Regions from separate parts of the Mus musculus genome. Here all the other regions are linked to region 3. Evidence: chromatin loops called from intact Hi-C (ENCODE). Cell type or tissue: heart. All regions are shown on one strand. Each heading gives the region's core, and the rest is flanking DNA. Links, peaks and the distances in the headings are about the cores only.

Region 1 (9,795 bases), core at 440-8,439, 630 kb after region 3:
TCGCGGCCTGGGATCAGGTGGCTGCCCTGTTCGGTCCGGTGTGCGCCGAACCGGGGCGAACCGAGCTGAAAGGCAGCTTATGGCTGCTAAGGAAGGAGGCGAGGGCCGCAGGACACGGGTGGGGGCAGGCCAGGCAGCGGGCAGGTGGCCCGGATCCCTGCACGCTCGGCGGCGAACAAGCCACAGCATCTATCCCCCCCGGCCTGGATGCTGCGAACCAACGGAGAAGGCCAGGCAGGAGTGAGGACAGGGGGCACCGCGTGGGAGCCCCGCTCGCGCCTGGCGCCCGCCGAACACACTCCCCGCCTTCCAGCCCTTCCCATAGTTTTTCCAGTACAGCGGGAGTGTTCCTCGCAGGCTTTGGAAAGCCAGCACCGAGGGGGCTCCGACTCGGAGAGAGGTGGCCTTGGGCATGAAGACAACAGAAGGCCACGCGGCCACTCTCGTAGAGCATTACAACCCTGCCAGGCTGGAAAGAGTGGCGGTGCCCAGAGGCTTGGCGTGATTTTGCCCACTGTGCCCCGCGTGCCGTGGAGTCTGCTGACACGAGCACTCTCACCCACCCCACTCCCGCGCCCCTGCGGCCGGAGCCTGCCTTTTGTACTTCGCTGACAGCAAGACTGGCTGATCACACCCACTGGTGGTGGCGGCGAGTGTGTTGGTGTGTGTGTGAGAGAGGGAACATTCCACTCTGTGACACCTCCAAGTACGGGGAAGAGCACCCTGTTTGTCTCCGCAGGAGTCCCACCGCTTATCTCTGACCAAAGCGCTCTTCCAGTTTCCCTGTTGTGGACTGAAGAAGATAAGATAACTCTGTGTGTGTGTGTGTGTGTGTGTGTGTGTGTGTGTGTGTGTGTGTGTGTGTGTGTGTTTAAAAAGAAAGAAAGAAAGAAACAAAACCGAAATCACAGACTCTCTGCACCCTGGCCCTCAAAGCCTGGGAGGGGTTGCAGATGAACAAGCAATCTCAGGGAGTCTGAGCAGCCCCACCGAAGGCCTGGCGAGTGCCTCTCGCATCGCAGCCCGGTGCAGTGGCTGGGTTATGTAAGTAAGAGCCCTCCCTGCGCTCCGCACCATCTGTTAATATCTTGATATTGGAAAGTTCGGTGCCTGAGGCAAAGCCAGGGCTGGCGGAGAATAGCTTCCAGCCTACTCCTTATTCTTCTAGGGCAGGGAATACCCTCCCCTGGCCCTTTGTTCGTTTCTGTCCACTTCCCCGCATCAAGCTGTCCTATGACACACACTCCCTCGGTCACCAGTAACCCTTCATTCCCGTGGGGTTGTGTTTTTCTTTGAGGTCACCTTGTTGCGTGTTAAGTCTTTCCTATGAATGTTTACGAGTGTGGCGATCCTGTGCCATTTTATGGTAAAATGTGTGTGGGTGGGTGCTCTTTTTGTTCTGGTGGGGAGAAAGCTTTATCATTATTATTATTATTATTATTATTATTATTATTATTATTATTTTAAATCAGTTTTTCTGACAGTCCTCATGGCTCCCAACTTCTTTGGAGGGACTCGCTGGTGTTTACTTTGAAAGCTGTTGGTTAAACAAACATCACTCGAGGCTTCTGTGCAGTGGCGTCCCCAAGAGAGAGCTGCCACAGCTGCTACTTGCCACTGATCTGGTGGCATTTCACTTTCTCCCCCGCCACTCAGAACAAATCCAGGTTGGGTTAGGCGTCATGCTGGGAACAGGGGAGGAGAGGAAGAGGCCAGCCGTCAGCCCGCCTCTAGGCGACGTGCAGCAGGCTGGTCTGCTCCCGCTGCTACAGCGACCTCCCTCTCGTCCCCTCCTCAGGTGGGTGGTGGTGGGTGGGTGGGCAGGCAGGAGGCCTCCAAGGCTCTCCAGCATCCCGCTCTCGGTTTGCCTCTTCATTGGATCCGCTTGACCCCCCCCCCCCCCGCCCCCAACATCTTTTAGGCACTGGTGCCTGCTGTTTGTAAGGTTTCAGATGACCTATAAAGCAATGCTTTCCCTTCCTGGCCCCTAAGGGTTTTTAAGAAGAAACAGGAGGAAAAAGTCAAGGCAAAGTGTGTTCAGCCCGGATGCACAACTGCTTTTCGCTAACAACACTTTAATCACTCTTCAGATAAGCCACTAGTACAACCTGCAAGAGCGCGGCTCATCCCAAGACGAATCAGAACTTGTGCTCACTTTAAGTGTCTAGGATGGTGCTGGCCAGGATGGGCAAAAGAATGGTTTGCAAGGAGCTTGGCCCCTGACTTCGCAGATGTAGCCGGTATTTAGGACACCTCTGGTCTCCAGGCTGACTGATAGCTTTTTCTCTATCAGAAAACAAACCGCGAGTCGGCAGAGATAGGGGCCCTGGGCCTCACGACCGCGACTGCTCTAGTGCGGCTTGGAACCCAGGGGAGCTCCGCTTAAGCCCTGGCCAGACAGCACGCCGGGAGCTTGGCTCACGCGTGGCCTGGACAGTTAGGGGGCAAGACAGGGCTCGGCTAAACCTTTCAGAACCCCAGGTCGCCACCCCAGCTCACACGCCCAGCATGGCCAGCGCTCGGCTTTCCACGCGCAGCTCCTGTGCCCTACTGCGGGCTGCGAACTGCTGCAGCTGAGCCTCAGAGGCGCAGGCTGTCGGTGGGGAGTTTGCTTGTCTGTCTGGTGGTTACCCCAGCTTTATGTCAGGCCTATTTTGTCCCTCTGCGAGATTGATAAATGACTTATTTGAGGGCACGCAGGAAACTTTTCCCGCCGCCAGATCCCAATCGTGTCATGTGCAAAGCGTGCGTCCGAACGCTAAGTGCAACTACAACAAACTACAACAGAGTGGAATCTCTCCGTCCACCCTTGCCTCTTTTCTCCCCCTCCAACCTCCTTTCTTCCTTCCTCTGTATCCTCCCTTTTAGCCGTCGAACTGACGCTAACTTACAAGCGCAAACAGATTCTTCAAGAGAAAAAATAAAGGGTCGAAAAAATTCTCGAATCCCAAATTCCACCCTTTTCAGTACATCCGTTTACCTCAAAGGTGTCCAACCCATATTTCACCCCCATCTAACGGGCACGTGAGTGGGTAATTTCACTCCCTGGCCCCGATTTACGACAGGAGTCCATCATTGGAGGTGCGGGTAGTGTACTGAGCAAGCGCTGGGCAATGCTGTTTCCCGACTTGAGCTCGGGAAAGTCTTCAGGCAGTCAAGGAGGTGGGAAGACGGATAGGTGTGCTTAGGTGAGCTTTTTTTCCTGCACACCCACCTACCTCTCTCTCTCTCTCTCTCTCTCTCTCTCTCTCTCTCTCTCTCTCTCTCTCTCTCCCTCCCCCCCCCTGTCCTTTTCAATATTTGAATTCCGTGCCTGCCAAAAGTTTCCCACAGGGCACACACTTCAGACATACACACTGACACCGTTGTTCGACTCACAGGGGATTAATATCCTCTCCCATTCTGATAAATCGGAGAAGGTCCTAGAGTGTGCGCGGCAGACGATGGCGGCGGGTCTGCTGGTGTACTCGCATCTTATAAATACCCTGTCACAACACGTTTCAACCTTTGATCTGATTGAATTGGAGGGACTCAGAAAAAATTCTTGTCCCCACAGCACCTTTTGTAAAAGTCTCTAATCTCCTAGGTATGAACATTTAAAGTGCTTCTCAGCTCTTGAGGCTCGGGGTTTATGGAGTGTTTATGTCCACACTGCCTCTTTAGTAAGCGCTGCTGTTAACTGTGCCCAGGGAGAGGACCATTCAAGCTGAGGCTGGAGGCTCTTCAGCATTTGTCAAGGAAAGCCAAGGCCCTCTTTAAGAGCCACGTTATCTGAAGAAACCTTGCTGCTAATTTTCACCCAAGATGTCAAACCAACGTGTGTTTTATGTGGCTTTAAGTATTAGAGTCTGAGATGTCTTGCCCAATAAACTTTTAAGTTTGTCATTCAGACTTCGAAATCATGTGAATCCTATATCGAACTAGTTTCTTTGGCCATGTAGGGATGTGCGAACTGGAGAAGGGTGGCCAGAAACGATGTTTATAGCATATGTGGTCACTATGCCTACAATTGAAATAATACTTTTAAAGGTAATCGGGGGCGAATTCCTATAAATTCTGAGGTCTGATTGACTGGGACTCAGCCAGTGCGGGTAGAGGTTTTTAATATCAGACTTAGCGGCCCCAGTGTGAAATCTCTGGCACTTATTTATTTTTTAAAACCTAAGCCTACCTGTGTTTGCTCATCCTCTTTAAAAGGAAACTAGGGTGACTGGTCCTATTGATACTATCTATGATCATTTCCAAAGCAGAACGAGTTGTGCCCCCCCCCCACAACATTCCGCCCTTTATGCCACCCCGACCCTTAAAATATCCACTTTTTTTTATCCTGTATACTTTTCCGAGCCTTCCTCCATCCCAGTCTGGGGAGTGCTCCCGGCCGCTGGGAGAACTCCATCATCTGTGTCAGTGAAATGGAAAAAAAAAAAAAAAAAAAAAAAAGACCTGCGTCCTGGAAGAGCAAGTGTGAGCCGGGCGCCGCGGTGCACAACGCCCGCAGATGGCTCGCGGCGGCCGGGGCGCGGCGATCCAGGCGCCCCAAGCAGTGGCAGGGCGGGGTGGGGGCCGGGGCTGGTGGCCCGGGCGGGGGAGCGCTGGGCCCCCCTCTCCTCCTCTCTCCCCAGCCCCTCACCCCCACCCCTTTTATATATATGTATATTTTTTTCCTCACAAGTTCTCTTGCCTCGCTATCCCCCCTTGAATCCGAAGGCGCCTCGCGATTGGGTGCTGGGACCGGGTACGTCAGTGGGACTGTGACGTGCAGTCTTCCTGTTTCCTTCAGCTGTGTCTTAAAGTAAATCTTGTTGTGGAGCGGAGCCCTCAGCTGAGAGAGCGCTGGGAAAGCGACGGCCACTGCAGCCGGGGAAGCCGCGCGGCGCACACAAGCCTCTCCGCCGTGCCCGCTGCTCCTCGGGCCACCGCTCCGCGCTCCAGCCCTCGCCGCCTTCTCCGCTCTCTCTCCCCTTCTTTCCCCGGGCTCCCGGCTCTGCCCTGCGCGCCTCTCCCCTCCCCTCCCTCCTTTCTCCCCTCGCCTCTCAGCACTCGCCCAGATCACTCGCTCCCGCACAGACTCACCGACCCCTGGGCCAATTATCACCAGTAAGACATCACCGCGTGCGCGCGTGGGTTTCTTCTCTGCCCGCAAGAGAAGAAGAGAGGGGGAGAGAGAGAGAGAGTGAAAAGAAAGAGAGAGAGAAAGAGAGAGAGTGGCTGCGCCCCGCTGCTGCCCGCACCGCGTAAGTATCTTCACCCGGTTGCTGTCCCCTCCCCTTTTCCAGAATCGCTCGCACTGGCTCGTTCTTGAATGGGAAAGAGAGAGAAGAGCCTCCCGTTACTCACACCCGTGTAAACATTCTTTTTCCAAGGGGGAAAATGGTGTTATTTACATGAATCGTGATCAAATAGCCTCTAAAAACAGTTTTCTAAGCAGGAGGCTCAGTGGAACTCCGAGCTCCGCTCCTCCCAGTAAACGAAGAGTAAGTGACCTGCTTGGCTTTTATTTCTTTCTCGCGCCTGCCGGTGACTGGGATGATGGTGGCGATGGGGGGAGGCTGGTGTTGCTGGACTTGTCGCTGATCTTGTCACCTTTTGTGTACTGTGTCTGGGATGCGCTGAGGCTCTGGCTTTCTTTTATTTTGTATTATTTTTATTTCTTTATTTTTCTTGCACTCTTTTCAGGGGAGGGGGCCGCGAGGGGGATGAGTCCCTTTTGGTTGTTGTTCTTCTAGATTTTTTTTTTCTTGCAATCTTCCCAGCTTCTTCTTTTTCTTCTCCGGGAGTTGAAACTCCAGGGCCTGTCCCCGAGTCCTTCTCCCTTTGTCTTGTTTATTCTAGCTGCCTTTCTTCCCGGCTTTCCCTATTTGCTTGCTGTTTGCATACCTTTCACTTCTCCTTTTTTAACCCGGGGCAGAGGGCCGGCCGTGGGGAAGAGGGCGGGGAGGAGGGGGCGCCCGGTGACTTTCCTCTGTGTGCTCAGCGCCGGGAGCTTGCACCCAGCTCTGCAACAGAGGAGAGACGAGTTGGGGGACGGTCCGGTACGGAGGAGCGAGCGCGGTGCCAGTCCACCCAGTCTGCTTGCGCCGCGCTGGGAAGCACTGAGTAGGGGGAGTTTGCCCGAGAGCCTCAGGGGTCGCTAGTGGGGCGACCTGGACGCCGCACCGAAGAGGGCCGGCCCGGGGTCGGGTTGTGCTTGGGCCGCCCATAGACGAGAAGAAGCTCCCAGCCATTACTGGCACGCTTGGGTGGTGGGCAGCTGCGCCCTGGCCTCGCTGAGTGCCGCTACTCTGCTGCCCCAGTTCCTAGGACTGGGGAGGGAGGAGAAGAGCCCAGCAGAGTGGAGAGGTGAGAGTGATTGTTGCTGAGAAGAAGGACGAGGAGGGCGGGAGGAAGGGGGAGAGCTGCTATCTTGCCTGAACAGACAAGGGGAAGAGACGGGGAGGGGGGCGGTAGACCTCACCCAAAGTCCAGCTGAGCAAGTTGTCGTTGCCTTTGCTGCGCCAGCCGGTTAGTCCTGCTAAACTGAGCGCCTATGCAGAGAGCGATGGGGGCCGGGGGAGAGCAGCGAGCCACACTCAGACTCTCCCACCCCTGCCTAGCTTCTTGGGAAGTTGAGTCTTCCTGGCGGCTCAGAGCAGAAGCCGAAGGAGGGGCTGAGAGACAGTCTTAAGTAGCCCAAGGTTGCTGGTTGGAGCGCGAAACGCTGTTCTTGGCAGCCCAGAGCCCTTCTCTGCCTCGGGGAAGGCTGGAACCGCACCTGCTTGCTTCTATTTTTCCTAGAAGATCTGTGTTGTCTCCTTAAGCTAATGAAAACAGAACAAGCCCAGGGTGGCCTCCTCTCTCAGAGTCTCCCTCTTGTTCTCCCTTTCCGAGTTCTGCCTGCTTTTTTACCACCCCCTTCCCATGCCCCTCTGTTAAAAAAAAAAAAAAAAAATCATTTCCTCTCCTAAACCAGTCAGGCAAAAGTCTGTTAACAGAACGCACATGGACAGGGCTGGACAGGTGTGTTGTGTCAAGAAAGACAGGTGCAAGTTTCCTGGGGTCTGTCTTTCTGTACAGCTCCAGACTCCAGGCTTCTGGGACGAAGGGGTTTGTGAATTTATGGTGGTTCTCCTTAACGGGATTGTCAGGCTAATGGGAATCAGGCTCTTGGCTGTTGTGTCTGAGCCCCTGCCGTGAGAGGGTTTTTTTTGGGGGGGGGTAGTTTGTATTTGTGTATTTGTCTTAAGGATGTTGGCAGGTGACTGCTGAGGTCATATCTCAGGCTTCTGTCTGCCAGCCTGCCAAAAGCAACCCCACCCCCAACCCCCACTTCAGGGCAGCAGGTGGAAGGAGTTGACTTTCTCTTTGCTTCCCTCCAGTTTATGCCTCTCTGGCAAGTCGGTGCTTAGAAGGGGGGTTGGGGGGAATCTCGTGTGTGTGTGTGTGTGTGTGTGTGTGTGTGTGTGTGTGTGTGTGTGTGTGTGTGTGTGTGTGTTGCACAGCAATGAGTAGTTTGTAACTGCCTAAAATACCAAAGCCAGTTCACAACTGTGAAGGCTATTAAAGCTTGTCTTTGTAGTGTTTTTTTTCTCTCCCTGCCCCAAAAGAATAAGTGTGTGCCTAAACTCTTTCAAACCCTGTGTTAAATACTCTCATAAAGTGAACCGTGCCTGCCATTGTATCAGACATGTGCCAGGTGTCCTAGATAGGACTTTGATGGAGAGGGAGAATCTAAGTCTGTGAGAGGGAGCTGGGCTTTTGCTATTTGATGGAAGATCTGGGCAGCCAGTTCTATGAAGAGTTTCTTGCAAGAACTTCTGAGTGTTTTCAGAATGAAACAGGCTGCTTGCAGTGAGAAAGAAGAAAGTCTGCTTTTGTGCAGGAGAGATGTTGGGATTTCTATGTAAGTCTGTCTAGGTTCTTAAAACTTAACCTTCTGAGGCCGTGTCTCCTGTTTGAGTTGTATGGGAATAGGCCAGATGATAAACATTCCTGTTGGTTAGTTTTGTTATTTGGGGTTATTTGTCTTTGTTTCCATGAAAATGAAAGATACATGTCACTTAGTCTTTTAACTTAAACATTAGTCACCCCCTTCTATAACTTTCTTTGTATGCTTTTGAAGATTTTAATAATTAAAATGTTACCTATGACTATCTTCATATACCTTATTTTTAATAGGCATTAGCCATGCTTGGCACTTACTGATATTTTATGTGCCTGTTCTGGAGAAATCTACTCATTTTAGTCATTACCTTGTGAGGACAAAACCTTGCATATGCAGCATGTATCATTGTTTTCCATGTGTTCATGGCTAGCTTGGTTCCTTTGCAAGCAGGTTGTGCAACCTCCAAGCCTAAAACTGACTCACTTTGTAAGTTACCAGACCCTTCTTATTTACTCAACTCTTAACATCTCTCTCCACAGATCGCTTGTATCATTTCAAGTATGGTTTAGGCTACATACTATCAGTGCTATCAATATAAGTTTTGCTACTTAGAATTTTAAAGGAAATTATCAAATGTTGTCAATGTTATACTATGAAAACAGTACGCATGGTGATGTGTTGTTATATATTTAAAATGCAGTGTTTGTATAAATACATACAAAGAATTTCTTCAGTATGATTGCCTAGTTCACCCCAAGCTTCAAAAGACAATTCTGATCATTTTGGTCTTCCTGCCAAAAGAAAAAAAGTGTGAGTGTGTTTTTTTAAGATTATTTCTCACACTCTTTTATTTGCCCAATTTGATGAATTACAACTTTGAAATGAGTGGAAATCAATATGTTGGGCAGATCTCAAAAAATATTCTCTGTTCATTTTTCAAGTTAAAAATGAATGGAATTTTAGATAAGATGAGGACGACCAAGTGAAATGGTTATGGTTTAAAAACCTCTTCTTGTAAAAGGAAATTTAATTTTTTGCCAATAAGATCACAACTTGTTAAAGTATTAACTTGTGCCAAGTAGGTTCTTCAAAAATGTCAGAGGCTTTCTTCACCTTGTAACATGCAGAAATATCTCTAAGTCAGAAGTTGCTACTTAGCAGAAACGCAAGGAAGGGACAGCTAGTGACTCTGTATGTCTGCATGTGTGTGTGTGTGTGTGTGTGTGTGTGTGTGTGCAGGTGTGTCTGCATGTATGTGTGTGTGTGTGTGCAGGTGTGTCTGCATGTGTGTGTGTGTGTGTGTGTGTGTGTGCACATGTACAAATCAAAGCTTCTGATTTCCCCCTGTTGAATTCAGGCTGGTTTTCAAAATGACTTAAACTATTGTTGATGCTGTCACTCAAAACTACATGACTAGCTTAAATCATTAGAACCCTCCCCCCTTAAAAAGAAATAAAATCAAGTTATTTCTTCAAATAATTTTATCAACCTGGACAGATAGCTGAGTAACTCTGGTAGGAAGTCATGCCAGCCTTACACTCCCCATGCCTCATAAAAGATTTCTCTGAACTATCTGGATAATTACCATAATGAAACACTTCTTTGTCTAGAATCTGGGCTCCAGATAGATGTAGTAAAAGTTACACACCCCCTCCCCAAAATAAGTTCTTTATTAAAGTTGAGCCCTGCACCACTTTACTTCGTATTGCTGTTTCTTTGAAAAATTCTTTACTGAAAAACTGTTTTGTTTGGCTTTTTGTTTTTTTCTTTTTGTTTTTGTTATTTAACAAAAACATGAAGTCAAAAGTACCCTCTGCATGGATCTTCTTTGTGAGACAGGGTGTGGGTTTCAGGAGGACTCTTTTGGAGCAGTTAAATCTGAAGTGCTCACGTCTTGAGTTGCTCTCCTGCTCCCCCTCCCCAGCAGTGGCATC
Region 2 (9,795 bases), core at 1,211-9,210, 910 kb after region 3:
GGATCGATTTGGCTGAAATAGAAAAGACGAAGGTCTCATTGCCTTTGTCAGGGTTCTCCGTTCCTCTGCCCTCAGAGGAAGGGACCAGAGTCCATCCCACAGGTGAGGGGAGGCTTCCAAGTTAGCACCTCAGCAACTGAGGTGGACATTGGGTTACAAGTTTCCTTTTCTAAGGGTGTATGATTGGGAGATGGGGTCTCTCTCTCTCTCTCTCTCTCTCTCTCTCTCTCTGTCTCTCTCTGTCTTTCTCTCTCTGTCTCTCTCTCTCTCACATACACACACACACACACACACACACACACACACACACACACACCCCGTGGTCTCACTGGAGCTCTTCCCAGGAGGCAGCCTGACTTCCTGACACACGGACAAGGTTTCAGTCCCATAAGCCCCATCACAGGACCGCAGTGTGCCCAGGCCAGTCTAACTCTGAGGAGCGCCCAGAGCGCATGGAGAGGAGCTTTGACCCAGCATGTCTGCTTCTCTTTGTTGATACACTAAGATGTGAGGTGAATTTTATTTGGACAAAGGATGCCTTGGCCACAGGAACACCTGCATGCCTGCCTTTGATGATTGGGGGAGGGGGATCTGTGACTGGAAGTTTCTCTCTCCCTCCTCCCCTCGCCACCCTACCCACCCACCCCCACCCCCCCGTTTCGCTGCAGGTGAACTGTAATGGCTTCACTATTGAAGATGAAGAGCTCTCCCATTTGGGATCGGCGATATTCCCTGAGTAGGTTGAGTCTGACTTCATTTCTTCCCCTTTGTACTTATTTAACACTAATTTGATTTTTTTTTTTTTACATAACCCACCTGACTGTGTGTGGCAGACATGAAACTCCAAGTGAATTAAGACAGCTTTTTAATCTGTCAGATTTCAAAATATTTCCCCTACACTTAAGGATCCGGAGGTGGCAGTTAGCAGAGCGGTGGCGGAGACATCCCGCCAGCCCCAGAGCTGTTGTGAAGAAGTATCGGTGTGGAGAAGCCTGTGGCTTGCTGGGAAGTGTGCTCTCTGCTGGGCTGTGGGTCTGGCGATCTTGTTTCTTACGCTCAAAGCGAGACATTAATTGCACATGCAAGGACTAACCGTGGTTTAGGTAGAGAATGTATGAACTCCTGCCCATCTACCTGTTTTGGAAAATACCAGTGGAGAGTGGCATCGTTTAGAGGGAGGCTAGGTGGAGATAGTAAACTAGAGAAAGTTTTCAAAGCATTATCGGCCATTTCCCCCTCCTGATTTCTGGAATATCTGGGTAATTCCTGAAAGACCAGCTAGATCATGTGGGAATTCCAGAACAGTTGGTCCCTATTTCACAGGAGCAGCCAGGGAAACCTTTGTGCACCCTGAACAGATCCACACCGTCATTCCACGATGCAGAGGGTGGGAGTGTTTGGGGTTCTGTTGAAGACCCCTGGGGATGCCTGCTGCTCCTCACGTGCCATTCCATGTGCTAGTGCTGGGTGTTTGTGTCTGCTGCTGGGCTGCAGGCATCAGGGAAGTCAGGAGAAGGGGACCTGAGTGAGCAGATCTTGGCTTGGGCAGCTTTCTCCAGAGAGAGAAAAGGTAGCGGTGTTGGCCCTTAGGCCAAGGTGAGGTCTCTTGGCAGAGATTCTCATAGACTTTTGGGAAGAGAACAGAGAAAAGGACAGGCATGGGCTCTGCGAAGACAGCCCAGGCAGCCATTGAATTCTGCACTGTGGGCTGTTTATGAATGTCTGAGGATGTCTGAATTAGAGACCTCACCATGTCCCATGGCAGCCAAAAATGACAACTGTGGATCCTGAGCTGCCTGCCTGTTTGTTTTACTGCCATCCCCACCACCTCTGTTTAGAGAGACAGCCTAGCACTTTTCCAAGAAGGTTCTAGAAACCTGTTATTCGTTGCTTTTAACCTGCGCCTTTGGGAGCTTTGCCGAGCAGACATCCCGGCACCTGATGCCCTAAGCGTCCCTGTGGGAACCTAAGTAGGCTGTAGTATCAGGTAGAGACGTCCCCCCACAAGAATAAGAACAGGAGCCGGCTACCCGTTCGTGCCAGGTGTGAAGCTCATCGCCCGCTCTGCTCAGCTCTCTAGCAGGCAGGATAGAGGACGGTCGCTTCTCTCCGAGACACACCACAATGGGGCAGAAACCTTCAGTGGTCCTGAGACCCATTTGGGTTTTTTTGTTGTTGTTGTTGTTTTGTTTTTTGTTTTGAATCCTGGGGTAAGTAAGAGAAGGGTTCTAGTCTCTCATGGGCCAGGCAGTGCCAGTCCTCCCAGTGGTGACACGGACAGGCGTGCCCACGAGAGCATAAGCCCAGGTTTCTGGGCATTTTTAATTGGGGAAAAATCCTTTGGGACTGGAACCACATCAATGCGTGATTTCAAAGGCAGCATCTGTGAGATCAAGCACTTTCCCCTGTAGTTGAGAAATTTCTGTTCTCAGAACTTTGACCTTGAAATAATCAGAAAGCTCAAAGCATCTCACCTAGGCGAGTCTCTCCTGTCACTGTCCCTAAAAAGCAGACAGCAGCAGGAGCGGCCATGTCCCAATTTCCCAGATTTGGAGGTTGAGGGGCCTCTGGGGCCCTAGGGGGTGGGAGGATCACAGCCCATCCTCCCCCAAGCAGATGCCATTTCTCAACATCTGAAGGGAACGTTTGAGAAATGATCCACTTAGACAAAAGGACAGCCCCTTTGTCTTGCATCTGTGTGTACGTGGGAGCATTGTCTGTGAGTCTGTCTGTCCAGACGGAATACTTCGGATAGTTGTTATTCGTTTATAGCTAGAGATCAGATTTCGCATTTGAGTATAGTGAAAAGAGTGCCATGCCAGCCATTGGAGCTGAGGATGTGGCTCGCTAGGGTAAAACGCTCACCTACCATGTATAGACCCCTGGGTCTGGGCCCCAGAACCGCATAAATTGGGTGTGGTGACACATTGGAGGATCAAGCCTTCAAGGTTTTGGAGTGAATCTATAGTGAATTCTTAGACCAGTCAGGGCTACTGGTGACCCTGTCTTAAAAAAACAAAACAAAACGAAAAGGCTAGGTATTATTCTAAATGCTCGGTGAACATGCTCGCCGGACAGTCTGAGCTGGCTGTCTGTAGACGTTTAACCGTCTTACACAGGCTCAGCTCCTCTTACTCATCAAACGGGTAAGCAGTAAGTCACTTCAACAGCCAGCCCACGGCATTCAGGCAACTTGAGTTTTCACTTTTGATTGGCAGTGTTGCATTGATGAATCACAGCTGCTGCCCGAATGTCATTGTGACCTACAAAGGGACCCTGGCAGAAGTCAGAGCTGTACAGGAGATCCACCCAGGAGACGAGGTGAGAGTACAGCTAAACTGTCTGGTTTTGGGACCCTTCCTGGGTTACCTCCCAGATTTGGGACCTGGCTTGATGTTCCTTGCCAGATACATGGGTGCTTGTCATTTCCTTTGGCCAGATAGAAGCAAGAAATACATTTGAATTAAATTCTTTTTTTTTCAAATTCATTGTTTTACTTTGCATGCGTGTATATGCACACCTCTGGGGTTACAGCACCAGGTGGGTGCTGGGAATTAAACTGGGGACCTCTGCAAGAACAAATGCTCTTAACTTCGGCGCTCTCTCTCTAGCCTCCTGCAGTGAAGTTCTCATCTCAGCTTTTACACTCTGGGTATCCCTGTTATCAGACAATCGGCTAGTGAGTTCCTTCCTGTCCCATAACACCCCACAAAGCTCTGAAACATTGCTGCCTGCTTCGTTACTGTTTTCGTTGTGGTGATAAAATGCCCAACAGAAGCAGCAAGTCTGGGAATGGTCTCGCTCTGTGATACAGGCCTGTCCAGCTGACAGTCGGTGTCACGGCCAGTCAGTGTCAACCACCACCGCACTGTAACAAACAGCCTGGCAGGAGCTAAAGAGGCACAGTCCACGAGGCCTGTCTTCCCATTCCCTGCCCAGATGAGGAAGCAGAGGCACTGTCAGGCAGGAGGCTCCATCAGCTTCCTTCCCTGATGTAGGGGAGGTAGAGAGAGCCACATTCTTTACCACCTGTTCCCTGAACCACTTCTCTGTCTGTTGCTGTGTGTGGCTATGCTTTCTGGGTTAAGTTTTGAACCTGCAATGCTGTTTTGAAGGACGTGTCTGAATACTTAAAACTTTAAGTAGAATTCCCAGTGCTATGTGACGCAAGCTTTGATTTCTCTGGAAGGTTTTTTAGCAGTTCACAGCTGACATTCAAGCCTCCTTCCATCCCATCTCTAAATCCAGCATGAGGTGGGGATCCAGTGTGGAGCCAGGATGTTGAGGGTCCTGACCGGGTCTGTGGAGATGACCTTGAGGCCTCTTTTAAACTGAGACTGAAATGGCAGGGCTGGTAGACTACCCAGAGAGGCTAATGACCTGGACAGGCTGTTTGAGCCTTGAGTGGTGCAGCTGGGGTGGCCTTTGTCGCCATCTTCTGGAGGCTCTTGTTGGTTGCACTGTGTACCTGTCGAAGGATCCCTGTGCTGCAGGGAAGGGTTGGCTGGTGCTTCTCTTTCTTGGCTGACACGGATTGCTCACGATTGTTCACGTAACTTCAGTTTGGGGAAGTCGGTACTTCCTGGGTTATTTGCCCTCTAGGTTCCTGGCATTAGATGGAGCCAACATATGCCCCAGGCTTGCTTCTTGAGTCAGGAGTCACTTACTACCACAGCACCTAGCCCTGTACTGATGTCCCCGACTGCCTGGCAGGCCCATGGATCCTGCCACGCTGGTGACTTTCAGACACTGCCTGGTTGTGTGGGATGCAGGCATCGCTGCCCCCATGAATAGATGATGGATACTGCCACATGTGTCCAAGGAGAGCTATGAAGTCCCTCTAACACAAACTCATAAATGCATTTAAAATATTATGAAGTCTTTGTAATTTTTTTTAAAAAAAAACCCGATTGTATGCTTCTCAAGTATGAGCTATATACATAAAGGCATCATACTGCATTGTCAAAATGTTGTGCATACCCAGAAGGGCTGGTGCTGCAGGTCTTCCTTCCAGACCTTTCTGTAAAAGGCAAAGCCAAGAGAACAAAGGGACCCAGAGTGACTGCTTCTGTGTCCAATGGCCAGCAGGGTCACAGCTGCTGCTGTGCATCCTGGAAGCCGTGTGTGCCGCACGGCCCCGGAGCCACTCAGAGCTGTCCCACCCTCCAGCCCTTGCTCAACCATGTGATGTCAGGAGGAAGGGTGAGCAGATCAGGGTGTCTGAGGCCCTGTTCTCCCCTGCGCATGCCCAGCCTTGGCCTGATCCTTGGTGAGGAAAGGTGAAGGGTCCTTCTTGCTCTTAGTTGCCAGTGTAGGGACTTAGCATATAGACCTTCTGGTCACCTCAAGGAGATGAGCTCCACAGCCTCTCAGCCAGAGTGAGCCATGTGACCGTCATTGTGACTGACCCTCAGTGGTGGCTCTGCTGGGCCTGTTGCCTCTCTCATCCTTCAGAGGTTGGCAAAGCCGTTCCCTATTGCAGACCTCTGGCTCTCACCCCCCAGGTGTTCACCAGCTACATCGACCTGCTATATCCAACAGAAGACAGGAACGACCGGCTAAGAGACTCCTATTTCTTTACCTGTGAGTGCCGGGAGTGTACAACCAAGGATAAGGTCAGTTCACTGATGGGACAGAAGAGGGTCCCTGCTCCGAGCCCTCCCCAGCCTCCCCTGACCTGTCTCCCCACACAGCGGGTATGTCAATCCTTTTAACCGGTGTGGTGTGACAAAGTCAGGCGGAGGGAAGCCAAATAGACAAGGCCCTGCTGTGCCAGTGGGAGACCTGCTGGGTTCCCGTTTCTCAGAAAGTCACCTGGGCTGTGAAGATGGCCTCAGCAAAGTGCTGTCTCTGCAGGAGCCTGAGTTCAGTCTCCACAGCCAAAAAGACAGATAAGACGAAGTAAACTCACAGTCCCAGCACTGTGGCAGGGAGGGGCTCGGGGAGGCCATAGGAGCCTGCTTATGGGGTCCAGGCCACTGAGATAGTGTGTCTCAAAAAGCAAGGTGGGGGTGAGGAGATTGCTGGGGCGGGGTGCATCTCTCCAGTGCTCATATAAAAGGGCACATGTCACTCTGTGTCCCTGTAACCACAGTGCTGGAGTGCGTGCGTATGTAGTGGGTGTAGAGAGAAGATTGTTGGGGTCTGGGGTTTACTGGTTACCAGTGTAGCTTCAGGTTCAGTGACAGGTGAGTGAGAGAACAGCGCACATGTTCTCCTCCTCTGCCCTGCTTGGTTTTGCCAAGGCATGCCCCTGACACTCATGCATGTGTGCAAAACCAAGGTAGATGGCACCTGAGGAATGACACCGCAAGCTGACCTCTGGCCTCCACTCAGGCAGGCACACACATGCACATGTACACACATGTGCTCATAAAGTGCTTCCCAAAGAGATGGGAGGGGAAAGGCATCTGGGAGTCGGGCTCAGGCTTTTTGAACCTGTCACCAGGTTCTACACGGCACACACTGTCGGTTTTCAGGGCCAGCCCTGCTCACTGGTCTGTCCTGACTGACAGACATGGACCCACAGAAAACACAGTTGGGACCCTGCCTAGGGAAGACTGGTCAGAAACTCACCTTATGTTTTTATAAAAAGGGGGACAGTGTGGAGTTCCCCCTAGACCCAGAACCCCTGCATCTGTGGGGATACAGGGATGATTTGAGCAGCTCCCCCACCCCACGGGGGGGGACGTCTCACACTGTGGATTCCCCCTCAGGACAAAGCCAAGGTGGAAGTCCGAAAGCTCAGCAGCCCGCCACAGGCAGAAGCCATCCGAGACATGGTCAGATACGCACGCAATGTCATCGAGGAGTTCCGGAGGGCCAAACACTACAAATATAACCTTTCTGTGTGGCCTGCCAGGGGCACAGCACCGTGTCTCACTGACGGGGTGTGGTGGGACGCTGGGAAGAGAGAGGAGAGGGGAGGAGTAAAGTTTTGAAAGGAAGATGGTCTCCTGTGTGCTCGTGGGAAGACAGATGGCCCACAGCAGGGTGTTGGCTCTGCCAGGAGCGACTGTCCTCACTAGACTGAAGTGGCCAGGAGTGCCACATGGGGGAAGGCTACCTTCAGAGGAGCTATGTTGTTGATGTTTTAGTACAGGTAGGCACCGTGCTAAGAACGTTGCTCACCTCAGCCCCCCATCCACGGCACACTGACTAGTGGCCATTGCTACCAAGCCCACGAGGAAAGAGTTCCTTAGATACACGGCCCCGTCTCAGGGACGCTTGGTGGTGGCAGGACTAGGGTTTGGTCAGCAGAATCCGTGTTCTTCCACCGTACTGTGTTCTTAGGATTTGCATCCCAGAGGGCAGAAGATGAAGCTTTTGTTTCCTTGCCCTGCTTCCCCCACCCCCATCTTTCTTTCTGTCTTCTCTCATTATTAGGGATTGAACCTAAGGCCTTGCACATGCTCAGCACGTGCGTCGCCGCTGAGCTGTGTCTCAACCCCTCCCCCCACCCCTCTTTTCTTTTCTTTTTTACCCAGTGGCTCGTTGAGAACACGCAGGAGGATGATAGGCTGAGCAGTAACTCAGGTGTTGCCTGAAGCCTTCCGGTTTTATTTTGAAACATGTCATGTTTTCAAGGCATGGTCCAGGCTGATAGTGGACACCTTCCACGACCCAGGCAGGCTTTGAACTTGAGTTCCTAACTCCTTGGCCTCCTGAACAGCCAGAGTGGCAGCCTGCACCCTGAGGCCCTTGAGGCACATTGCTTCCTAATGCAAGAAACCTCTTGGGAGCCTGGGCTAGGGTTGCTCTCTGCACTTGGAAAAAGTTTCTGTGCCAGCACAGCTTCCTCACGTGAGGTACTGGGTTGCTCAGGCCCCCAGCCTGGATGAGGATTTGAATTTAGCGAAGATGAAGGACTCCATCCTCGCCGTTGGTCCGTCCGCAGGGCCAAGAAGGCCTCTCTTTGTGTTTCCCTAGTTTGTTTCTTCAAGGGAATTTCGATTCCCTTGACTTCATTTTCCCCATCAATACTTTACCCAGGAGGGAGGGGAGGGTGGGTGGAGGGGAGGAGATGGCCCAGCCTGCCCCTGCCTGGGATGCCCCGCCCCTGCCTGGGATGCCCCGCCCCTGCCTGGGATGCCCCGCCCCACCTGGGATGCTGCCTGTTTCCTTGACGCTTCAGCACCCCCTAGTGAGCTGCTGGAGATCTGCGAGCTTAGCCAGGAGAAGATGAGCTCCGTGTTTGAGGACAGCAATGTGTACATGCTGCACATGATGTACCAGGCCATGGGCGTCTGCCTGTACATGCAGGACTGGGAGGGAGCCCTGAAATACGGGCAGAAGATCATTAAGCCGTACAGGTGAGCGCCGGGCGGAACTGGGTGGCTTGCTCGGGGTGAGCACATCTGCATGCAGGTCCGGGCTTCTCCCCACCGAGCTGGCCTCCTCTGTCCTGCCAGGGAGCTCCCTCCTGAGGCAGAGTGTCACAGGCTACCCACAGAAGTCCCCTCAGGCCAGGGTTAGAAAGTCAGTCAGTCGTTCACATCTGTGCCCACCTGCCTCTTCTGTGTTAAGTGACACTTTTGACCTGGTGAGTGGAGGCAGAGGGCGGGGGCGTACCACAGCCTCCTTCCCAACCTCCTCCCACACACTGCCTGCTGCCTCCGCACACTGCAATCCCAGCTGCATTTCACCAGCCTCTAGGACTCACGGTTTGGCTCAGTCAAATAAAACAAGATGAGATTCCCATTTGTAGAAATAATGACTGAGCCAGAGAAATGGTCCATCCTAGCGGGTCACCAGACGTTAATGTGGGAGGTAGGAATGCACAGCACTGTCATTGTGTGTGGCCAGCCACTCCGAGGCTGAGACCCCTCACTGCAGAGCTCCCCAAGGCCTGCACACTAGGGGGATGAGCTATGGAGCAGTGTGAGCATTAGGCTGGAAGTCCCCTCCCCCAGAACATGTCTGGTGATCATGGTGAGTCCAAGAGGACTGGAAACTTGCAGTGAGGTCGGCCCCCACATCCCCTGATCTCTGCCATCTGTTTACCCACTGTGCTCTGGAGAGCCAGCAGGGGGAGCCAAAGAGGACGCCAGGTGTTCAAACTTGCTCCTGGAATGAACCAAGTTGGAGACCTCTGACCTTTCCCCTGCCTCAAACCTTCCTCTCAGAGAGGGACCCAGGCAGACAGCATCCCAGGCCTCAGATTTGTGGGGACGGTGGTCGGCGCTACACGACCCAAGGCTTCCTGTAGGCAGCACGCCTCCTCCTGCCTGGGAATTCTGTCTTCAGTCTTTGGGACAGAGTGTCAACATAGACAGAATAGAGCACACTGGCCTGGAGGATGCACATTTTCCACATTTGCACACTCACTCACCCACAACAGCTGTATCCTGGGCTCTGGGCTCTGTTCCCAGGAAAATGGGTCGCTCTTGAGCAGACTCCATCAGGCAGACCTCAGTTTAAACCAGAGAGAAAACCTGAACTGGACGCACAGTTCTGCTAGGCAGCAGAGCAGAGTGAGAGCGAGAGCAAGACAGACAGACAGTTAGACCAAGAAATCAGAGGGCTCAGGGTTTAGCAGACAGTTGGGTTCCTCAGATATATGTGAGTGTGCACATGCGTGTGACGTGTGTGTCCTGTCTGCCTAGTGGGAGGGAGGAGGCCTTTTTGCCGTCTGTGTGGAAGCAACATTTGCTCTGACATTTCCCTGGCGCCTTGGTCTGAGGACAGCTGAAACAGACGAGTCTGGGTTAGGGCTGAAGTTGTGTTGATGCGTGCTTCACGGTAAGATTTCCCCATCAGTTTTGATGCAGCCTCATCCAAAAGGAAACGGTGGCG
Region 3 (9,795 bases), core at 780-8,779:
AACAAACAAACAAACAAACAAACAAACAAACCCCAAAACCCCAGATAACATACTTCTCACATACAACGGCATTGCTGTACACACATACTTCTCACATACGACGGCATGATTGTACATTACCATTCCAAGAGGGAGGGACGGGAGCACTGTGAGGAAACACTGGACCAAAGCAAGACTGAAAACCAGCTGGGCAAATTCCACACTCTGCATCTCCATGTCTGAAGTCAAAGGGCTCTTCAGAACGGTCTTTCAGCTTTGTTAACTACAGCATACTTCTCTGTCTTGGGCTGGTTCCGATCCCTGTTAGCGCTCTCCTTGGCCTATACCCCACAGCTCTGGCATCTCCAACATTTTGGGATCTCCAGTGAAATCCAGGCTTCACCTTCACAGCTTCACACAGTGGTTACTGTTGTCAAAAGATTGTGGCAATCTCAGCTAAGCCAGTGGCGCATCCTTAAATGTTAGTACATTTGTGGGGGAAGTCTGAAGCCCTGAACATAACTCTAAAGAGGGCAAAAGGAGACATGAAGGGCCGAGAGAGAGGGAGAGGGAGAGGTGCAAGGCTCTGACACTGACACTGACCCTACTGCTCCTGGTGCTGAGAGCAGGATAAGCCGAATACTGACTTTCTTGGAGTGAGTTGTGAAGCAGGTGCTTCTTGGGTGCCTTTGATGGCTTTATACCTGTGGCTGGCTGCTAATGGTTACACATTTCAGTCTAGCTGCCTTGGTATACAACACCCAGTAGCAAATGAAAACTGATCTGAAAACTCACCCTCCTCATCTAAGTAGGGAGACGTGTGTGTGTGTGTGTGTGTGTGTGTGTGTGTGTGTGTGTGTGTGTGTGGACATGCACATCACAGCATGTGCCCAGAGGTCAGAGCACAGTCTGCAGAAGTTGATTCTCTCCTGCTCATGTGGGTCTCTGGAATTGAACTTAAGTCATCAGACTCAGCAGTAAGCGTCTTTACCTGTCGAGCCATCTCACTTGCCCTTAACACATCTTTCATTTTCCAATTTTGGGAACAGTCTCTGTTGTCATGGAGAATGCATTTGATATATATATATATATTTTTTTTTTGCTGGCTTACTTTATTTATTTTTAATTAGGTATTTTCCTCATTTACATTTCCAATGCTATCCCAAAAGTCCCCCATACTCACTCCCCCACTCCCCTACCCACCCACTCCCCCTTTTTGGCCCTGGCGTTCCCCTGTACTGGGGCATATAAAGTTTGCAAGTCCAATGGGCCTCTCTTTGCAGTGATGGCCGACTAGGCCATCTTTTGATACATGTGCAGCTAGAGTCAAGAGCTCCGGGGTACTGGTTAGTTCATATTGTTGTTCCACCTATAGGGTTGCAGTTCCCTTTAGTTCCTTGGGTGCTTTCTCTAGCTCCTCCTTTGGGGGCCCTGTGATCCATTCAATAGCTGACTGTGAGCATCCACTTCTGTGTTTGCTAGGCCCCGGCATTGATATGGTTTTTAATAATTAAATTTCTAACCCATATGGTTTCTGTGATTTTTTAAAAAATATGTAGATTCTAGTTAGAACATCTCTCTAATCTATAGTAAACGGAAGCACTGTTGTGGCCAGCATTGTGGACACTGTGCTGGGATATTTCATGTTCATTTGATGGCACAGGTAGGTTCTGGGTCTGTGTCAGAACATGGGCTGTTCTTTCCTTGGTGACTCATCTTATTAATAGCTGCTCAGTTAATCTTCCCCAGTAGTCATATTTGTTCATACTAAGTATGTGCCGTGTTCCAGAGGCAGAAGATGGGAGAAAAAGTTAACATTGTCAACATTGTTGAAGGCACCAGCTTCCAGGTCGCCCACTGGTCCCCAGGTCTGCACTGGGCATTTTCAGAGTGGACTGGTGCAGTACTTCCTACTGCAGTGTACAGCGTTAAGCAGCACCATATCTCTGCTGGACTAGTTATGACTTAAGCAGAAGACTAAGCAATGTTTTACTTAAAGATCTAGCGGTGTGGGGATTACAAGGAATTGCCCTTAACAGGAAGAAATAGGTCATAATGTTTAAAATAATCAACACTGCATTGGACACTTACTGAAGTCCACAGAAGACCATCACACTTTGTTGCATGTACTACATACTGGGTCTTTGATATTAATGACTTTTATTGACTTATTTTGTGGCTAGTTATCATAGTGCTTCATTTCCTTTAGTGGCTCAGGTAACTACCAAGGGAGACATCTTAATTTCTTGTCACTGTTGTTCACAGGTGGAAAACTCTGGTCGTATATCAGTAAATTTCTGAACAGAAGCTCTCAGGAAAGCTTGGACATTAAGGAAGGGAGACCGTCCATGCCTCCTCGAGTGTGCCTGCAGCAGCCAAGTGCCAGTCCCCAGGGCGGCAGCAGCTTCGAGTCCAGAGGGAGCGACACGGGGAGCATGCTGAAGGCTCTGCCTCTGAAGACCAGTCTCACCCCGAGTTCTCAAGACGACAGCAACCAGGAAGACGACGGCCAGCCCAGCTCTCCCAAGTGGCTGGATTCGGGCTCCAGTTCAGAGGATGAGTGCACAGCGGGCTACCTGACGCTGTGCAACGAGTATGGGCAAGAAAAGATGGACCTGGTGTCTCTGAGCGAGGAGTCTGTTATGCAGCCTGAAGGGGACAAGGCTGACACCCAGGCGGTTAGTTCCCCAGCATCCCTCGCCACTGGCAGTGTGAGCCCTAGCACCCACCTCAGGGTCTTCTCTGGAGGTGAGGATCTAGAGGCGGTTTCTTCTCCTCCAACATCTGAATCCCTCAGTAGGTCAAAAAACAGCCCTATGGAATTCTTCAGAATAGACAGTAAAGACAGCACAAGTGAGCTCCTGGGACTGGATTTTGGTGAGAAATTACACAGTCTGAAACCAGAGCCTTTGAAAGCCCTCTTTACCCTTGAAGATGGAGACAGCCCTTCTCAGAGTCTTGATCCTGGTGAGAGCAAGAGAGAGAGTGAAGCTCAGGACTCCGTGAGCCGGGGCTCAGATGATTCCGTCCCAGTTATCTCATTTAAAGAGGCGGCTGCAGAGGCTATCAGTGGGGCTGAGGAGGGAAGGCCTGACCTTCTTGTGAATTTACCTGGGGAACTGCAGCCAACCAAAGAGGCTTCAGCAATGGACCCTAAGTTTTCACAGGCCAGTGCAGGCAGGCTGGATAGTAAACTGCTGGAAGCCCCGGATGTGTTGTGCCTCAGGCTGAGTTCTGAACAGTGCCATGGTCTGGGACCAGAAGGCCCAGAGGAACTGAGCGATCCCACTGAATTCTGTCCCGGAGGTGTGATCCCAGAGCACGATGCTCAGGCAGATCCCGGGGTGCTATTCGAGGCTGCCGTTGATCACAGGAGCTCCCCAGACCAGTTTCTGTTTTCCAGCTTGCGTTCCGAGTCTGACAGGCTGGGGCAGGTGGAGGTAGTGGTCACTGCACAGGCCTTGCAAGAAAGCCTGTTCCACATTTCTAGTCCCTGCTCAGGTGCTAATAAAGAACACAGTGCATACGCCGACACTGCCACGTCGGAGGAGGTGTTGCTGTTCACAGAACCGACTAAAGAAGAAGCGAACTCTCTGTTCCAGAGAGACTCGGAGGCCCAGGAGCGAGGTGTGGGAGCCGGGGAAGCAGACAAGGAAATCCATCAGATCTTTGAGGACCTGGATAAACGACTAGCAGCTAGCTCCAGGTTCTTCATCCCAGAGGGCTGCATTCAGAGATGGGCAGCGGAAATGGTGGTAGCCCTTGACGCCTTGCACAGAGAGGGGATTGTGTGCCGAGATCTGAACCCAAACAACATCTTATTGAATGATGGAGGTCAGGAACTTTCACAAATGCATTTCTTTTTATTCGCTGTTGCTTCCAATTAACTGAGTAGGCGTTTTATCTTGTAATTAGTATCTTCATTTCCTGTCTAGAGCTTCATTATCAGTGCGGCAAATTCACCCCCAGTAATAGCTTCTAGTACTTAATGATGCCATTATTCTTAATGATACTGTTTTTAGCTACAAAAGGAGTAATTACAGTTCGCTTCTGCAGAAAATGGAAGAGAAAAATGTTTTGATTTCTCCTGTCGTTTTGTTTTTAGGACACATTCAGCTAACGTATTTTAGCAGGTGGAGTGAGGTTGAAGATTCCTGCGACAGCGATGCCGTAGCGAGAATGTACTGTGCCCCAGGTTAGAGCACTCTCCTCAAATGCTTCACTTGAAAGGTGGCTCTTGCTTCTCTCTGCCAGTTGTGCCTTTCACTAGTGGCTCACACACTCGTCGGGTCTGCTCACCCCTTCAGCCCTAACGAAGAAAAGTAGGGGATTGAACTGTATGGAATCTAAGATGGTGTGTATGGGTGTGCTCTTGGTAAAAGCATTTATATATCTCTGGAAACTCATTGTGTTCTTTGAAGTGTCTTAAGGAAGGCCTTGTGTCCCCTGAGCCTCTCCACATGGGTGGACTTGAAATTTTATTAAGATATGGGTCTGCTTTTTGTTTTTAACATCACAGATGTATGTCTGTGGCCGTCCAGGCCTCTGTTGGCATCCATAGTTAAGCATATCCGTTGAGTTTGTGTTGCCCTCTTGTCAGTGCAGATGGGGTGCTGTTTACCCCACAGCTTGCCCAGTTTTTCTGAGCACTAAGTCTCAGAAAGGCGCAGAGTTCACTCATCCCTCGCCCACTGGCTGCCAGGGGTCTCAGGCCGAGGGAGTGGGTGGGCTCCACTGGGTCACTGGGTGCCCACATGGGCTTTCGTTGGTGCTGGCTCACTGCTGTGCTGCTCACCTTGCTTAGCTCGGCTCCACAGGAAACGATGATAATTAGGAATAAAAGGCTTTATTGTTTTTAGGGAACCTTACCTTGGTGAGAGTTGCTGGGCTGAGGAAAGGCAGGTTTTCAACCCAATGCAAATTCCCCAACTTTCCCCCAAACAAGCACTTGTGAACCGATGCTGTTATGTAGTTAATGAATAACGGAAACGTTGTAGTGAGACTGTTTGCTCTTGTGTTCACTGGTGCCACTTTCTAACGTGGTTAAGAACTCACATGTTAGGTTCCAGCTAGCATGGCTATATTTGCTAATTACAGTGAATTTGGAGGTTTTAGAGTCCACCTTAGACCTGGGAGGAGAGCCTGTGAGTAAAGTGTGTTCTGTCCTGAAGTGGGGCCCAGTGTGCCACGGAGATTAGAGCTGAGTGTCGTGCGTGCATGCTTCTCTCCGAAGCAGTGGCTGTGGGGCTGTTTGCCATCTGAGCACTCACAGGCCGGTTCTCCTTTAGCATATGAGCCTTTTGACATGATGGAATAAAACTATCCCACACAAACCCTCAGTTTCACTCACTGAGTTTATCAGTTTCCAAGTGTACTGTTCCAGGTTAACAATTAATTCCAAGTAACAGTTTTCCATGTTCACCAGTTTCCAAGTCCAGGCTCCAGGAATGCCATTCCTCACATTTGACCAGCAGGTGGCAGTATACCATTAATGGATTCTTCGATTTCTGCAGTCCCCTTCCAGGTTGTCCTTCATAGTGTTTGGGGGAAAAAAAATCCAGCCAAACTGTAGTCTAAAGAGAGGCTTTGTTGTGATTGTTTGTATGAAAGAATTGCACCTTCCAGCTGCTTAACTGCTCTGTGCATGAGCCACGGGGGTTGTTCCTCCAACCCTTGGGCAGATCAACTTTAGCGACAAGGAGAAACCCAGAAAAGTAGATGCCTCCTTCTTGTTAACAGGACCTCAAACCTATAGAGGCAGAGCCTGCACCTCGGAATCCTAGAGGGGTTGGAGCCTCAAGCTGCAGCACATCCCTAAAAACCAAAAGGCTCTCCTGTGAGTAGGTAGTCTCCCTTGTCAGTGGCCGAGAGCAGTGGCAATGGGCCAGCATTCCAGTGCACAGTGACCACAGCAGAAGGTAAAGAGAGTCCCTGGCAGCAATTTCTCTCTCCCACATTCGGCCCTCCCCCTAACTCTGACCTGAGTCCCGCTGAGATAGTCACTAAAGCCAAAGCTCTGCTGCCTGGTTAGAAAGGAAAGTCCAGAGGGTGCTGAGGGGAGCTCTGCCCTCTGTTTATCCAGTGTGGCCTGCCCCTGCCCTCCTCCCTCCCGGGATCCTTATCAGCTGTTTGTTCAAAAACCATCACCCACCTGCCTGTACTTTATACTATCACCGCATCCTTTTATCTTGTGGATGATGTGCCTTGATATTTTGAGAAAAATTTCCAGTAACAGATTCGATTTACATGGACAGAAACTTGAGCAAACGCCAGACTAGCAGGGGGGCTATTATTCTGTTCTATAAATAAGTTTAGACCAGAAAACACTCACAGAAACCTGGGAATCAACATGTTTGGGTCTAATTGAGGGGAAAAGCAAGATAGATAAATTTTGAAATGCAAATGATCACCTTCTGTTGTTTAAGAATTGCTTCTGCCAACTTTGTGATCTTGGATTTAAAGCCACAGACCTCCAGCCATGTCTACGAAGGCTCACAAGTTCCTGCAAAAAAAACTAAGAACTTGAAAAAAAAAATCGCCTTTTATGTTAAAGCAAAGAGATCCAGCGATACAAAGACAAAACCCATGGAGCTCTGTCTGTCTGTGCCTGTGAAAAAGCCGGCCCTTAAATGGCTACAGCTGCGGCTCTATCAAGAGGATCTTGAGAATACGAATTTACAGAGCAGACTTAGCCCTCTTCTCAAAGTTGGACTTTTCGGGTTCGTTTCGTATCTTTGGATTATCTAGCAAGGTTTTTATTAAATAAACCTCACTCATGGCAAACGGCTTCCTTTCATACTGCATACAAACAGAATGGCGGGGAGAAAGAGGAAAGCAGGGCCGCAGTGGGCCAGGTAGGCAGAGGGTATGCAGCACTGAGTAGGTCTGCAGCACTGTCCTCTCTCGGGCACACCCTCAGGAGCTCCTGGATGCACTAGGACAGGTAGTGATCAGAAGCCAGGGTGCCGCTCACTTTTCTCTTGAGCACATGCTCGTGGTAATTTGAATTTTATTTCCAATGCTATAGAAACCAGAGCTTCACCAAGTTTTTGACCCAAGGATTTGAAATATTTCTCCACTTAGTAGCATAGAATAAATTTTGCTACAACATTTTTAGTGTTATAGAAAAATAAAATACAATGTCAGGGACTGTAGTTAATGTTTTCATAGCAGTATCTTTTACCATCAAAGGCAGCTAGAAATAAAACTTATACTCTTAACCATGTGACATACAAAGACTGATTGAAAATTCAGTGTACAGGCTAGCTCAGGCGAACAGAATCGGATCCAGCTTGGTTATCAAGCTAATGCCCTCACCCACACGCCTGTTTCCTGTGTCTCTGACACTGTGACTTTCAACCCCATTATGAACCCTTAATTTTAAAAACTTGAAATTTACATTGGTCTTTCTCACTGACTAGTTATCAGCCTGGAGTTTTATAGGTGAGTGTGCATGAATTGAAGAGGACCGACACACTTTCCTCTGCAGCCGCATCTCCACGCTCCCAGATGTCAAATGACAGCTTTGCTTCCTCTGTTAGGCGATTTCACACTTGAAAACAGCTCACAGCTGACAGTGAAAAGTGAAACAGCATTCAGTCTGCAGAATTCAGGGTAGAGCAGGACACTCAATGCCTCCGTCCTGTGCTCCCCAGAGAGTCCCCAGACCGACTAGTCACGCATAATTCATGAATATATTTTGGGGGAGTAGTCTCTCCTGCCCTTCTCCATCACACCCTTCCCCTCCGTTTCTTTCTTAGTAAGTGTGGTACTCAGTAGTGTACTTCAGTGCTTTATATTAGAGCTAGGATTCAACCCAGGGGTGGATTAATATGTGTTGAGACCATCAGACACTTCTTAATTTAGAGATTTCGATGTCATTGAGAATTGCTAGGCCCTTATGGTTTGTCCCAGACATGGCGTTGATGCTTGTGTTGATCTTGGACAAATTATTTAAGATTTTTCAGGCCTCCTTTTCATAGTAGTAAGTAGATTGTTGAATAGAAATAAGATCACCTATGTCAATCATACAACACATTTCTTATACAAAAATTGGTCAGAACTGAAGTTCATCAAGCACAGAATTCCACCGAAGAGTTGAGTTCAAGGAATTATTTTACTTGGAAGACTCTTAAAGTATATTTTCATACATTTGTAGAGTTTTTATAAAAACTATAAAGTATGGGCATGAGGGATTTATTGAAAAAATTCATTTAGAGGAGGAAGCAAGACACTTTAGAATACACCAAAAATTCCCAACAGGAATAATAAGGATGAAAGAAGCGAGGTTTATTTAAATATGAGCATTTAAGAGTTGTAGAGTGATTTCAGCAAACAGGAACAAAATAAATAAAGCTGTGTATTTAGAAATTATGAGGACATAGTCAGGAAATGGGACTGTGGTCTTAGGGCAGGCTTTTCCTCTTCTGGAGAAAGTAATGGAAGGCACGGCTGAGTTTAAAGCTAATTTGAGAAGGGTTGCATTTGTGACTTGCTAGAATTTGCCCTTGAGCAAAATGATCAGTAGGTCCCTGGTACATAGGCGTTTTTTTCTGGACTGATCAGCAAGTGTCTTTCATCTTTTGCCTCCAGTTTTTGCTGCAAAGCCAATCTGTTTCTTTCAAGGGGAGTAAACTGTCCAGTTTCCAGAAAAGAGCCGGGGTTTCACACTTGCACTCCACTACCTGCCGAAGCGAAAAGGGTGTCAAGTCTTCAGAAGTCTTTCCTGTCAGGCAGGGAAGCCTGTCTGCCACCCAGGAGAGGGAAGAATGGATGTGGAAGGGCTTGAGGGTCTCCTGCCCTGGGGTCAGAAGGACCTGGGAGCCTCACACGTACCCTAACTTGGCCTGACACCTTAACCAAGCTGAATGTTTTGAGGTCACATTTCTCGTACTGGCCACAGAGTGGGAACAGAGAGTGAGATGGTGGGCACTGAATAACTTAGCTCCTGCCATTTAGTATCTTAGAGCTGTATATGTCCGGGCCCCGTAAGAGAAGAAACTCGTCAGCTCCTAGAAGTAAAGCACGTGCAAGGATGGTCAGTAGTCCAGTAGCTCACGAAGGAGAGGCGAAGCACAGCTTCACTCTCCGTAGTCTTCCTCACGGCCTGGCATTCAGCGAAAGGGCAGCGTCAGCCTCAGGAACTGCTGGAACTAACAGGCAGCAGGCTTACTTTGGCTCTTAGCTTTGGAGGTTCTAGTTCAGGCTCAGTTGGAGCAGTTGCTGTATAGCACTCAGGAGTGGGTGGGGCCAGGAATTCTCTTCATACCTGGGTCCTAAGATCCTCCTCAATACGTACATGTCCCCAATGACCTAAAGACCTTTCACCAGGCCCCAGCTCTTTTTTTTTTTTTAAAGATTTATTTATATGAGTACACTGTAGCTGTCTTCAGACACAGCAGAAGAGGGCATCGGATCTCATTACAGATGGTTGTGAGCCACCATGTGGTTTCTGGGAATCGAACTCAGGACCTTTGAAAGAGCAGTCAGTGCCCTTAACTGCTGAGCCATCTCTCCAGCCCCAAGGCCCCAGCTCTTAAACATTCCTTGGCTTCCTGTAGTGCCAAGCTGGGGACAAGCCCTTTGGCATTCAGACCCTTGCGGACTTTAATACCTAGACGTTGGACCATTAAAGGGAGGTTAATTTCACCAAACCCCTTCCTTTCTGATCTTATGCATGCTCTGTCTTCAGGTGTGAGGCCCTGGAAGCCATGGCTGCAGAGTGATGCTTTCTGTCTTGATGCTGGAGTTGGTCTGGGACAGTTAGGCAGCTGACTGCAGTACCGTACCAGCATCATAAGTTGAGGGGCTTCTGTT

Evidence for each region. Hi-C counts contacts between places; a loop is a spot of excess contacts. Peaks named below come from ENCODE experiments on the same cell type or tissue, not always from the same donor. Only the 100,000 strongest peaks of a DNase experiment are listed, where the experiment ranks them.
Region 1: a loop joins it to region 3, with 2.8 times the contacts of the local background. A loop is called at or near these places in 4 of 42 quality-filtered maps.
Region 2: it touches region 3 in a loop (14-fold over the local background); 10 of 42 quality-filtered maps call a loop at or near these places.

Annotation. Positions count from the first base shown.
Region 1 is chr1:190,165,707-190,175,501 of GRCm38, reverse strand. It overlaps Prox1 (prospero homeobox 1), which reads left to right and starts at 4,675. Exons shown (of 5, transcript NM_008937.3): 1 at 4,675-5,234. Prox1os (prospero homeobox 1, opposite strand) reads right to left here and starts at 5,206. Exons shown (of 2, transcript NR_151620.1): 1 at 5,074-5,206. In heart, for the core only: no CTCF peak of the experiment used is centred there; DNase peaks (open chromatin) are centred at 601, 4,761, 6,101 and 6,511; H3K4me3 peaks cover 7,301 bases; H3K27ac peaks cover 7,100 bases.
Region 2 is chr1:189,882,341-189,892,135 of GRCm38, reverse strand. Smyd2 (SET and MYND domain containing 2) reads left to right here. Exons shown (of 12, transcript NM_026796.2): 6 at 669-736; 7 at 3,219-3,321; 8 at 5,505-5,615; 9 at 6,717-6,837; 10 at 8,138-8,312. Among named protein-coding and RNA genes, the nearest start is that of Smyd2, 35 kb to the left of the region's middle. In heart, for the core only: CTCF peaks have their summits at 4,432 (motif pointing left), 8,162 (motif pointing left) and 9,024 (motif pointing right); DNase peaks (open chromatin) are centred at 4,375, 8,205, 8,405 and 8,995; H3K27ac peaks cover 4,485 bases.
Region 3 is chr1:190,793,031-190,802,825 of GRCm38, reverse strand. It overlaps Rps6kc1 (ribosomal protein S6 kinase polypeptide 1), which reads left to right. Exons shown (of 15, transcript NM_178775.4): 11 at 2,245-3,813; 12 at 4,085-4,174. Among named protein-coding and RNA genes, the nearest start is that of Gm51740, 22 kb to the left of the region's middle. In heart, for the core only: a CTCF peak has its summit at 5,449 (motif pointing right); no DNase peak of the experiment used is centred there; H3K27ac peaks cover 914 bases.